Linked DNA regions of Homo sapiens: region 1 is linked to region 2. A link is a loop called in an ENCODE intact Hi-C map of the cell type or tissue named here. Cell type or tissue: B cell. All regions are shown on one strand.

The links. A loop is a pair of places that touch in the nucleus more often than their neighbours do. Peaks named below come from ENCODE experiments on the same cell type or tissue, not always from the same donor. Only the 100,000 strongest peaks of a DNase experiment are listed, where the experiment ranks them.
Region 1: a loop joins it to region 2, with 18 times the contacts of the local background. A loop is called at or near these places in 17 of 110 quality-filtered maps.

The regions. Positions count from the first base shown.
Region 1 is chr19:17,258,475-17,263,474 of GRCh38, reverse strand. It overlaps USHBP1 (USH1 protein network component harmonin binding protein 1), which reads left to right. Exons shown (of 13, transcript NM_031941.4): 4 at 485-923; 5 at 3,453-3,578; 6 at 3,743-3,879; 7 at 4,046-4,186. Among named protein-coding and RNA genes, the nearest start is that of USHBP1, 3.8 kb to the left of the region's middle. RefSeq lists enhancers at 700-1,257, 1,464-2,065. In B cell, CTCF peaks have their summits at 2,242 and 2,442 (motif pointing left); DNase peaks (open chromatin) are centred at 2,424 and 3,714.
Region 2 is chr19:17,065,609-17,070,608 of GRCh38, reverse strand. It overlaps HAUS8 (HAUS augmin like complex subunit 8), which reads left to right. Exons shown (of 11, transcript NM_033417.2): 3 at 1,523-1,578. Among named protein-coding and RNA genes, the nearest start is that of HAUS8, 7.3 kb to the left of the region's middle. In B cell, CTCF peaks have their summits at 2,792 and 2,991 (motif pointing left); DNase peaks (open chromatin) are centred at 2,988 and 3,298; H3K4me3 peaks cover 328 bases; H3K27ac peaks cover 731 bases.

The DNA.
Region 1 (5,000 bases), 190 kb before region 2:
GCCTCTTCCTTGAATTCACAGCCTCCCAGTCTCACCCTGGGATGCCAGTCCCAGAACACGCAGCTCTTGCCAACTCCCTGCTCCGCTCACACCTCCCCAAGACCATGAAGTTTAAGCCCTCAGAATTCCCTGCCCAGGGCCGAGCATGGTGGCTCATGCCTATAATCCCAGCACTTTGGGAGGCCGAGTTGGGCGGATCACCTGAGGTCAGGAGTTTGACACCAGCCTAGCCAACATGGTGAAACCCTGTCTCTACTAAAAATACAAAAATTAGCCAGGCGTGGTGGTGGGAGCCTGTAATCCCAGCTACTTGGGGGACCGAGGCAGGAGAATCACTTGAACCCAGGAGGTGGAGGTTGCAGTGAGCCGAGATCGCGCCACTGCACTCCAGGCTGGGCAACAGAGTGAGACTCCGTCTCAAAAAATAAAAAAGAATTCCTTGCCCAGCATGGAGTGACTCAAGTGCCTGAGTTGGTGTCCACAGGACTGACAAGAAGATGGATGGGGGCTCTGGCAGGGAACTGGCCTCAGCCCCCGAAGTGCCCCACAAACCTGCAGTGGAAGCCCACCAAGCCCCAGAAGCAGCCCTACAGTACAAGGAGACTGTGCCCCCTGGGAATGGGGCCCCCGATGTGTTTCAGACCCTCCAGCACACTCTGAGCTCCCTGGAGGCAGCGGCTGCAGCCTGGCGCCACCAGCCCCCCAGCCATTCTGGGCCGATGGAGTTCGAAGGCACAAGCGAAGGGGGAGCAGGTTCCCTTGGGAAGCAGGAAGGGGCAGGGAGCTGCCAGCGAGAGGCAGCTCGCCTGGCCGAGAGGAATGCCTGGCTCCGGCTGGCCCTGAGTAGCCGAGAGGATGAGCTGGTCCGCACGCAGGCCTCCCTGGAGGCCATCCGAGCTGAGAAGGAGACGCTGCAGAAAGAGGTGAGTGGGGCCATCCTGAGTCCCATGTGGCTCTCTGTCTGAGGGAGGAGGTGGGCCTGATGTAGGCAATATTCATTCATTTGTTCATTCAAAAAACCTTTTAAGGCTGGGTGTGGTGGCTGACACCTATAATCCCAGCACTTTGGGAGGTGGAGGCAGGAGGATCCTTTGAGGCCAGGAGTTCAAGACCAGCCTCAGCAACACAGCAAGACTGCCACCTCTGCAAAAAAATTAAAAATCAGCCAGGTTGGCCAGGCACAGTGGCTCACACCTGTAATCCCAGCACTTTGGGAGGCTGAGGTGGGTGGATCACAAAGTCAGGAGTTCAAGGCCAGCTTGGCCAACATGGTCAAACCCCATCTCTACTAAAAATACAAAAAAAAATTAGCCGGGTGCGGTGGCATAGGCCTGTAATCCCAGCTACTCAGGAGGCTGAAGCAGGAGAATCACTTGAACCCGGGTGATGGAGATGGCAGTCAGCTGAGATCGTGCCAATGCACTCCAACCTGGGGGACAGAGTGAGACTCTGTCTCAAAAAAAAAAAAAAAAAAATCAGCCAGGTTGGCTGGGTGCAGTGGCTCATGCCTGTAATCTACACCAGCACTTTGGGAGGCCGAGGTGGGTGGCTCCCTTGAGGCCAGGAGTTAGAGACCAGCCTGGCCAACATGGTGAAACCTTGTCTTTACTAAAAATACAAAAATTAGCCAGGTGTGGTGGCACGTGCCTGCAATCCCAGCTACTCTGGAGGCTGAGGCAGGAGAATTGCTTGACACAATTCTGCAGCTACCAGGGAGGCTAAGGCACGAGAATCGCCTGATCCCAGGAGGTGGAGGTTGCAGTGAGCCGAGATTTCACCACTGCACTCCAGCCTGGGTGACGGAGTGAGACTCTGTCTCAAAAAAAAAAAAAAATAATAATAATGCTGGGCACGGTGGCTCACGCCTGTAATCCCAGCACTTTGGGAGGCCGAGGCACAGATCACGAGGTCAGGAGATCGAGACCATCCTGGCTAACACGGTGAAAACCCGTCTCTACTAAAAATACAAAAAATTAGCCGGCGTGGTGGCGGGTGCCTGTAGTCCCAGCTACTCCGGAGGCTGAGGCAGGAGAATGGCGTGAACCCGGGAGGCGGAGCTTGCAGTGAGCCGAGATCCCGCCATTGCACTCCAGCCTGGGCGACAGAAGAAAACTCTTTCTCAAAAAAAAAAAAAAAAGAAAGAAAGAAAGAAAGAAAAAGAAAGAAAACTGAGGGTGGTGGGAGTAGGCCCTGGAGTGGCAGCATGACTGGCCTGTTCAAGAAACCCGAAGGAGGCCAGTGTGGCTGGAACACAGGGGGCAACAGGGAGAGTGTGGGGAGCCAGAACAGAACAGAGGGAGAACAAATGCAGATCGCGTAGGGCCTCGTGGGCTGCAAGGAGACGCTTGGGCTTTGCTTGGATTAAGGTGAGAGCCCTGGAGGGTTTTGAGCAGAGGAGGGGCATGCTCGACGCAGGTGTTCACAGGCGCCCTCTGGTGGCGGAGGTGAGGGTGGACTCCTGGAGAGCCAGGAGGCGACTTCATTGGTCCAGACATGCACGATGGTGGAGGTTGTAGAAGTGGAGAGATGCGGACGGATTCTGGGTGATGTGGCAGATGGAACTGACGTGTGAGCGTGAAGGCTAGAGAGAAGTCAAGGACAACTTCAGGCTTTGGGACCTGCTGGACTAGAAGGGAGAGATGGAGGAGCTACAGGGTAGGCAGGTTTGGCTGGGGGTGACCAGATCTCTTTAGCCCTTGATAAGCTCAAGTGTCCATGAGACATCCACGTGGGGTCCTCAAGGGAGCAGCTATATGTCTGAGTCCAGGGCTCAGAGGAGACAGCAGGGCAGAAGGGAGAAACTTGAGCATCCTTAGCACACAGGTGGCATTTAAAGCCATGTGGCTGCTGGGTGCATTGTCTCATGCCTGTAATCCCAGCACTTTGGGAGGCTGAGTCAGGAAGATCACTTGAGGTCAGGAGTTCAAGACCAGCCTGGTCAACATGGTGAAACCCCATCTCTACTGAAAATACAAATATTTGTCAGGCATGGTGGCAGATGCCTGTAATCCCAGCTACTCGGGAGGCTGAAGCAGGAGAATCACTTGAATCCGGGAGGCAGAGGTTGCAGTGAGCTGAGACTGTGCCACTGCACTCCAGCCTAGGTAACAGAGCAAGACTCCATCTCAAAAATAAAAATAAAAAAGCCATGTGGCTGAATGAGATATTGAGAGGGAAGCCCTCATCTTAGGCTGGTAGAAAAACTTTGGAGCCCAGTCCAGGGATTCATTTTTCCCCAGAGTGGGGCCCATTTTTCTGCTGGGAAAAATAAAATCCTCAGCAGCTGAGAAACATTCCCAAGGTCAGATAGTGAGATTTTTGGCAGGCTAAGTATCCAAGCCTCTTGCCTTCCAGCTAGGGTTCTTGCCACTTCCCCAAGAACAGGCCTTGGGGAGAGAGGGCTGGTGGTTGGTTTGAGCCCCTAGGCCTGACGTCCCCCTCATCTTTCCCAGGTTCAAGAGCTGCAGGATTCCCTCTTGAGGCTGGAGCCCTGCCCACATCTTTCCCACAACCAAGCAGGTGGCTCAGGCAGTGGTTCTAGCAGCTCTGAGGCAGACAGGGAACCCTGGGAGACTCAGGTGAGTGCGAGAAGTTCAATCCCATGGTCTTGATGTCCTTAGCCTTCAGGGGAATGAGACTCAAATCTTTGTCATGGGATCCAACAGCTTTGGGGTTGCAAAATGCCTACAATCCCAGGCTCTTGGTGACAATTGGGGTCAGTTATATCACTTCTTCTTGGCAGGACTCCTTCTCCCTGGCTCACCCCCTGCTTCGGCGCCTCCGCAGCCATTCCAGCACCCAGATCCTTGGGTCTCTTCCCAACCAGCCCCTCAGTCCTGAGATGCACATCATGGAAGCCCAGATGGAGCAACTCCGGGGGTAAGAGACTCAAATGCTGAGCTCATAAGGGCACAGGCACCTCCTCCAACTGAGTTATAAAGCCAGGAGTCTGAAGCTGCAACAGGAGGGAGGGAAAGGGTGGAAATTGAGGCCTGACTGCCTTAGAAGGCCTCTGACTTTCCCTCTTCCCCACCTTCGGGAACAGGAGCATTGAGAAGCTCAAATGCTTTAATCGTCTGCTATCAGCTGTGCTACAGGGATACAAGGGCCGCTGTGAAGGCCTCAGCATGCAGCTAGGCCAGCGGGAGGCTGAGGCCACAGCATTGCATCTGGCCTTGCAGTACAGGTCAGTGCACCCTGCCAGTGATGTCACCAGCTGGGGAGGGAGTGGGCTTTCTGAGGATGGCCCCAATCCACAGAACCCTCACTGGAGAGCACCTTCCCCACTTCAGAAATTAATTTTTTTTTTTGAGACAGAATCTCGCTGTGTTGCCCAGGCTGGAGTGCAGTGGTGAGATCTCAGCTCACTGCAACCTCTGCCTCCTGGGTTCAAATGATACTCATGTCTCAGCCTCCTGAGTAGCTGGGATTACAGGTGTATGCCACCATAGCCAGCTAATTTTTGTATTTTTAGTAGAGATGGGTTTCACCATGTTGGCCAGGCTAGTCTCGAACTCCTGACCTCATGATCCCCCCTACTGGGCCTCCTAAAGTGCTGGGATTACAGGTGTGAGCCACCTTGCCTGGCCCAGAAATTAACTTAAGGCAATTTTAGTTCAGGGTTGCTAAGGGAGTCTGCATGCTTCCAGAGCTGAGGGCAGTGGGGAGAAGAGGGGTTCAGGAGCAAGTGGGGACTGGCACCTATAGAGCAAGATGTAGCTAAGTGGATTTTTTTTTCTTTTTTCTTTCTTTTTTTTTTTTTTTTTGAGACAGAGTCTTGCTCTGTCACCCAGGCTGGAGTGCAGTGGTGCCATCTTGGCTCACTGCAACCTCCGCCTCCCCAGTTCAAGTGATTCTCCTGCCTCAGCCTCCTGAGTAGCTGGAACTACAGGTGCGTACCACCACACCTTGCTAATCTTTGTCTTTTTAGTAGAGACGGGGTTTCACCATGTTGGTCAGGCTGGTCTCGAACTCCTGACCTCAGGTAATCCTCCCGCCTC
Region 2 (5,000 bases):
TGGCAGGCAGAGACAAGTGTGCTGTGGTCTGAACTGAGCAGAGCCTTGAGAGAGGGAGGTGCCTGCAGGGGGATGCACAGCAAGGGGGTCCACGCGGCAGAGCGGCTGAATAGAGCAAGTGAGAGGTGACAAAGTGATAAGGTTAGAGGCAAGTTGTTGGTGGCACAGGGTCCAGAAGGTTCCCGGAGGCACTTAGGCTTCCTGAGCCCATGGACCCAGCACGCCAGCCTGTCTCAGCCCTGAAGGGCAGTTGGAGGCTGATGGAAGGTTTCAGGAAGCAGGGAACGAGCAGTGGTTGTGCCTGGTGGTTCAGATGACCAGGACTGAGAATGGACTGCTGGGCTCAGGAGCAAGGGAGGTCACGGTGGTCTTGTCCAAAGGTGTTCTGGTGCGGTGGTGTGTCTGCAAGCTGGATTGTGGGGGGCGGGATTCAAGGGAAGGAGAAAGGAGAGAAAGGGGAGCTGGTGAATAAAGAACTTGGGGTGTTTGCTGTCAAGGGGATGGGAGAAATGGGGGGAGGCAGAGAGTGCAGGTAGGAGGAAGAATGACCTCCAGCATCTGGTGGAGAGAGGAGCTGTGGGGATTCAGGCAGGGAGGTGGGAGTTGCGGGGCATTTCCTTTTGGAAGTGAGGGCTGGGCTTTAGCGCCCAGAATGGGGGGCGCTTTATCTGGGAGCACAAAGGTCCATTCACAGGGCCGGGGGAATGCAGCCATCAGGACTGGAGGTGGCTGGATGTGGTGGCGGGAGGGTCTCCTGGGGCCACTTCTGTCTTCCCAGTGAAGGAGGAAACAGGTCACCTGCTGAGACCAAGGGTTGGGCCTGGCGTAGGAGGTGGGAGGAACAGTTTTGAGGGAGGGGTCCGGGAGAGGGCTGGGGGACAGAATGGGACTAACCGGATCCAGTTCAGACCCCTACCTCCAGAAGCTGGGGTGACAGGTGGCATTTGTTCCATCCACAGTCACGCTCCCAGGAGTAGCCCTGGAAGGGGACCTGGGGTTGGGCTGTCACTAGGGATTTGGCTCTGTCTGAAGAGGGCCTGGGTGTTGGGCATGTCTCAGGGCAGGGGGTCCCAAACTGAGTAAGGGGCGGGGGGAGTAAAAGGTAGTACCAGGAGTGAGTCCTAGACACACAGGCGGGGGAAGGGGCCATTGGGGTCACACGAGATGGGAGGAAGGAGGAAGCCACCTGGAGGCCGTCAGTGAAAGCTCTTTCTTCTTTCCCTCCCGCTTGTCTGAGTGCACTTGCAGCTTTGACCTTGGAGGGTGTTCCTTGATCTTACTTCCTCAGGAACTCTGTGACTCCACACATGGCTTGGGACTTGCATACAGTAGGCGTCCCATGCATGCTTGAGGCTGCCGAAGGACGTGATCAGAGGCGAGCAGGAGGAGTGGTGACCTCCTCTGTTCTGGTCACTGAGTGGAGAGGGCCCCTGGCATCTGGGTCTCCGGGGCGTGGGGTCTGGGTGTGTGGGGTCTTCGGTCCTTTGTAGTTTTGTTGTGCACCAACAGTGTGTCCCCACAGGTGGAAGAGTGATTGAGTCCCGGTATCTGCAGTATGAAAAGAAGACAACCCAAAAGGTAAGGCCGCACCCAGCTTCCATTTGCAGCAGTTCTGAGCAAGGTTCTGAGCAACTGGAATTCCGAAACTAGTCATGGGAGGTGGTCACAACCTGGTCCTGAAGGAAGCATTTTGGGATCTTCACTCAGGTGCTTTTGAGACCATCAGCCCTTCATGCTGCCAGTTGTGAGTCTGTCATCGACGGCTCATGGCTATAAGCATCTCTTTTACGAAGCTGTGATCTCCATTGAAACATGGTATCGTTCTTACCCTTTTTTTTTGTTTTTGAGGCAAGGTCTCTCTCTGTTGCCCAGGCTGGAGTGCAGTGTGATCACGACTCACTGCAGCCTCAGCCTCCCAGGCTCAAGCCATCTTCCCACCTGAGCCTTCTGAGTAACTGGGACGAAAGGCGTGTGCTACCACACCAGCTAATTTTTAAACGTTTTTGTAGAGACAGGGTCTCCCTATGTTGCCCAGGCTGATCTTGAGCTACTGAGCTCAAGTGATGCTCCCGCCTCGGCCTCCCAAAATGTTGGGATTACAAGTGTGAGCCCTGGCGCCCAGCCTGTTCTTGCCTTTCAACCCAGTTAATTCGCTTTCTGGATTCTGAAGCTGTCTTATCCAGTGCCCAGCACACAGTTCTTGGTGTCTGGCTGGTATTTAAAAACAGCTACTTTGGGAGGCCGAGGTGGGCGGATCACTTGAGGCTAGGAGTTCGAGACCAGCCTGGCCAACATGGCGAAACCCCGTCTCAACTAAAAATACAAAAATTAGCCGGATGCAGTGGCGTGCACCTGTAATCCCAGCTACTCAGGAGGCTGAGGCAGGAGAATCGCTTGAACCTGGGAGGCAGAGGTTGCAGTGAGCCAAGATTGAACCACTGCACTCCAGCCTTGGCGACAGAGCGAGACCCTGACCCGTGTCTTCAAAAAAAAAAAAAAAAAAAAAAAAGAATAAAATAAAAAAACAGGTTTTTAGAGAAAAACTATGGGAAAAATGACATCCTTCGATCACTCCGAATTGGAGTAAGAGTTTAGTGAACTATTGTGTAGGCAAACCATGAAATATCGTGAAACCATTGAAAGTAATGGCATGAAAGATATTTAACCACGTGAGAACGTGCTTTGTGTGAGAGTTCGTGGGAGCAATCAGTAGATTATACAATTATATATTTTCTTTCAGTGAAGTCAAGGTTGGATTCTTCCCTCTGCTTTCCAAATCTTGGTTTATGATAAAATTAAGTCAAATTCCCACTGCCTGTCTTCCACTCTGGGTGGCTGGTGGGTTCTCGACCCTGTGACTTAAGATTCGGCTTGAGAAAAGAGGATACCTTTGCACAAACAGATACTCTTCTCAGAGCAGTTTTCAACAAAGGGTCACAGTCTTCCACGCTCCAAATTTTCATGTTGTTGCCAAGACTTGGTTACAGCGCCCCCGTGTGTCTGCGTGCTGTAACATTTTAGCCCTTTAGATCTTTTCTGTTTTTCCCCCCATTTTAAAAATCAGGGTGTCATTTACATGGAGTCAGCATCCCCCTTTTCAGCATAGGGTCTTGCCTGTTTTGACAGACATAGACAGTCATGGAACCGCCTCTATAATCAAGCTACAGAACGAGTCATCCCTAAATCCCCTTGTGCTCTGATAGGACCAGCCCCTCTCCCACCCCCAGGCAACCACAGATTGGCTTTCTGAATCTGCATTTTTGCCTTTTTTAGAAGGTCATATCTGTGGCATCACAGTTTGTAGCCCTTGCCTCTGACTCCTGACACTTAGCAGAGTGCCTTTCAAGTTCCTCTGTGTTGCATGTATTGCATGTAGGTGCTTCCTTCCTTTTTTTTTTTTTTTTGAGATGGAGTCTCGCTCTGTTGCCCAGGCTGGAGTGCAGTAGTGCGATCTCGGCTCACTGCAACCTCCGCCTTCTGGATTCAAGCCATTCTCCTTCCTCAGCCTCCCGAGTAGCTGGGATTACAGGTGTGTGCCACCCCACCTGGCTAATTTTTGTATTTTTAGTAGAGACAGGGTTTCAGCATGTTGGCCAGGCTGGTCTCGAACTCCTGGCCTCAAATGATCCACCTGCCTCAGCCTCCCAAAATGCTGGGATTACAGGCATGAGCCGCCATGCCCGGCCTGGTTCCTTCTTATGGCCGAATAGTATTCCATCAAGTGGATGGACCACGTTGTGTTCATCTGTTCATTGATTGACAGGCAGTCAGTTGGTTTCCTGTCTTGGTGATTATGAATAAAGCCTCCGTAAACATTCTTGTGTATTTTTCTGTGTAGACGTGGTTTTATTTCTCCCAGGAGGAGGATTGCTGGCTCGTAGAAAAACTCAAACTGTGTTTCCTATTCTCCCACTCAACAACAGTCAACACAGGACTTCTGAGGGTTCCCCCACCAGCAAGCAGCAGCCACCAGCTGGGTATCTTCCAATTCAATTCTGACACACTACCTGGAAATAGCATCAGAACCTATAGGGTGAGGGCTCAGTCTCCAAGACTGCCCCTCTTCTGCCTCTAGAACTTCTGACCAACCAAGTTCAAGTTGGGATTCCCATGACCCCCCTCTTTGGGTTCAGTTAATTTGCAGGAGTGACTCACAGAACTCAAGGAAACACTTAGGTTTACCAGTTTATTATAAAGGATATTATAAAGGATACAGATGGAGCCAAGTGTGGTGGCTCATGCCTGAAATCCCAGCAATTTGGGAGGTCGAAATGGGAGGATTGCTTGAGGCCAGGAGTTCCAAACTAGCATGGGCGAGACCCCGTCTCTGAAATTTTTTTTTTTTCATTAGCCAAGTGGCTGGGCATGGTGACTTAGGCCTGTAATCCCAGCACTTTGGGAGGTCAAGGTGGGAAGATTGCTTGAGCCTGAGTTTGAGGCCAGCCTGGGCAACATAGCAAGACCCTACCTCTACAAAAAAATAAAAATAGCTGTGCGTAGTGGTGAGTGCTTATAGTCCCAGCTACTCGGGAGGCTGAGGCAGGAAGATCATTTGAGCCAAGGAGGTTGAGTCTGCAGTGAGCCACTGCACTCCATCTTGAGTGACAGTGAGATCCTGTCTCTTTTTTTTTTTTTTAGAAGATAAGAGATGTGTAGAGTGAGATATGGGGGGAAGGCGCACAGAGCTTCCATGGCCTGTTCGGGCATACCACCCTTTGGGAATCTCCACGTGTTAGCTATCTGATCTGAAGTCTCTCCAAGCTCTGTGCTTTTTTTTTTTTTTTTGAGATAGAGCCTCGCTCTGTCGCCCAGTCTGGAATGCAGTGGTGCGATCTTGGCTCACTGCAACCTCTGCCTCCCGGGTTCAAGCTATTCTGCCTCAGCCTCTGGAGTAGCTGGGATTACAGGCGCATGCCACCACACCCAGCTAATTTTGTATTTTTAGTAGAGACGGGGTTTCTCCATGTTGGTCAGGCTGGTCTCGAACTCCTGACCTCGTG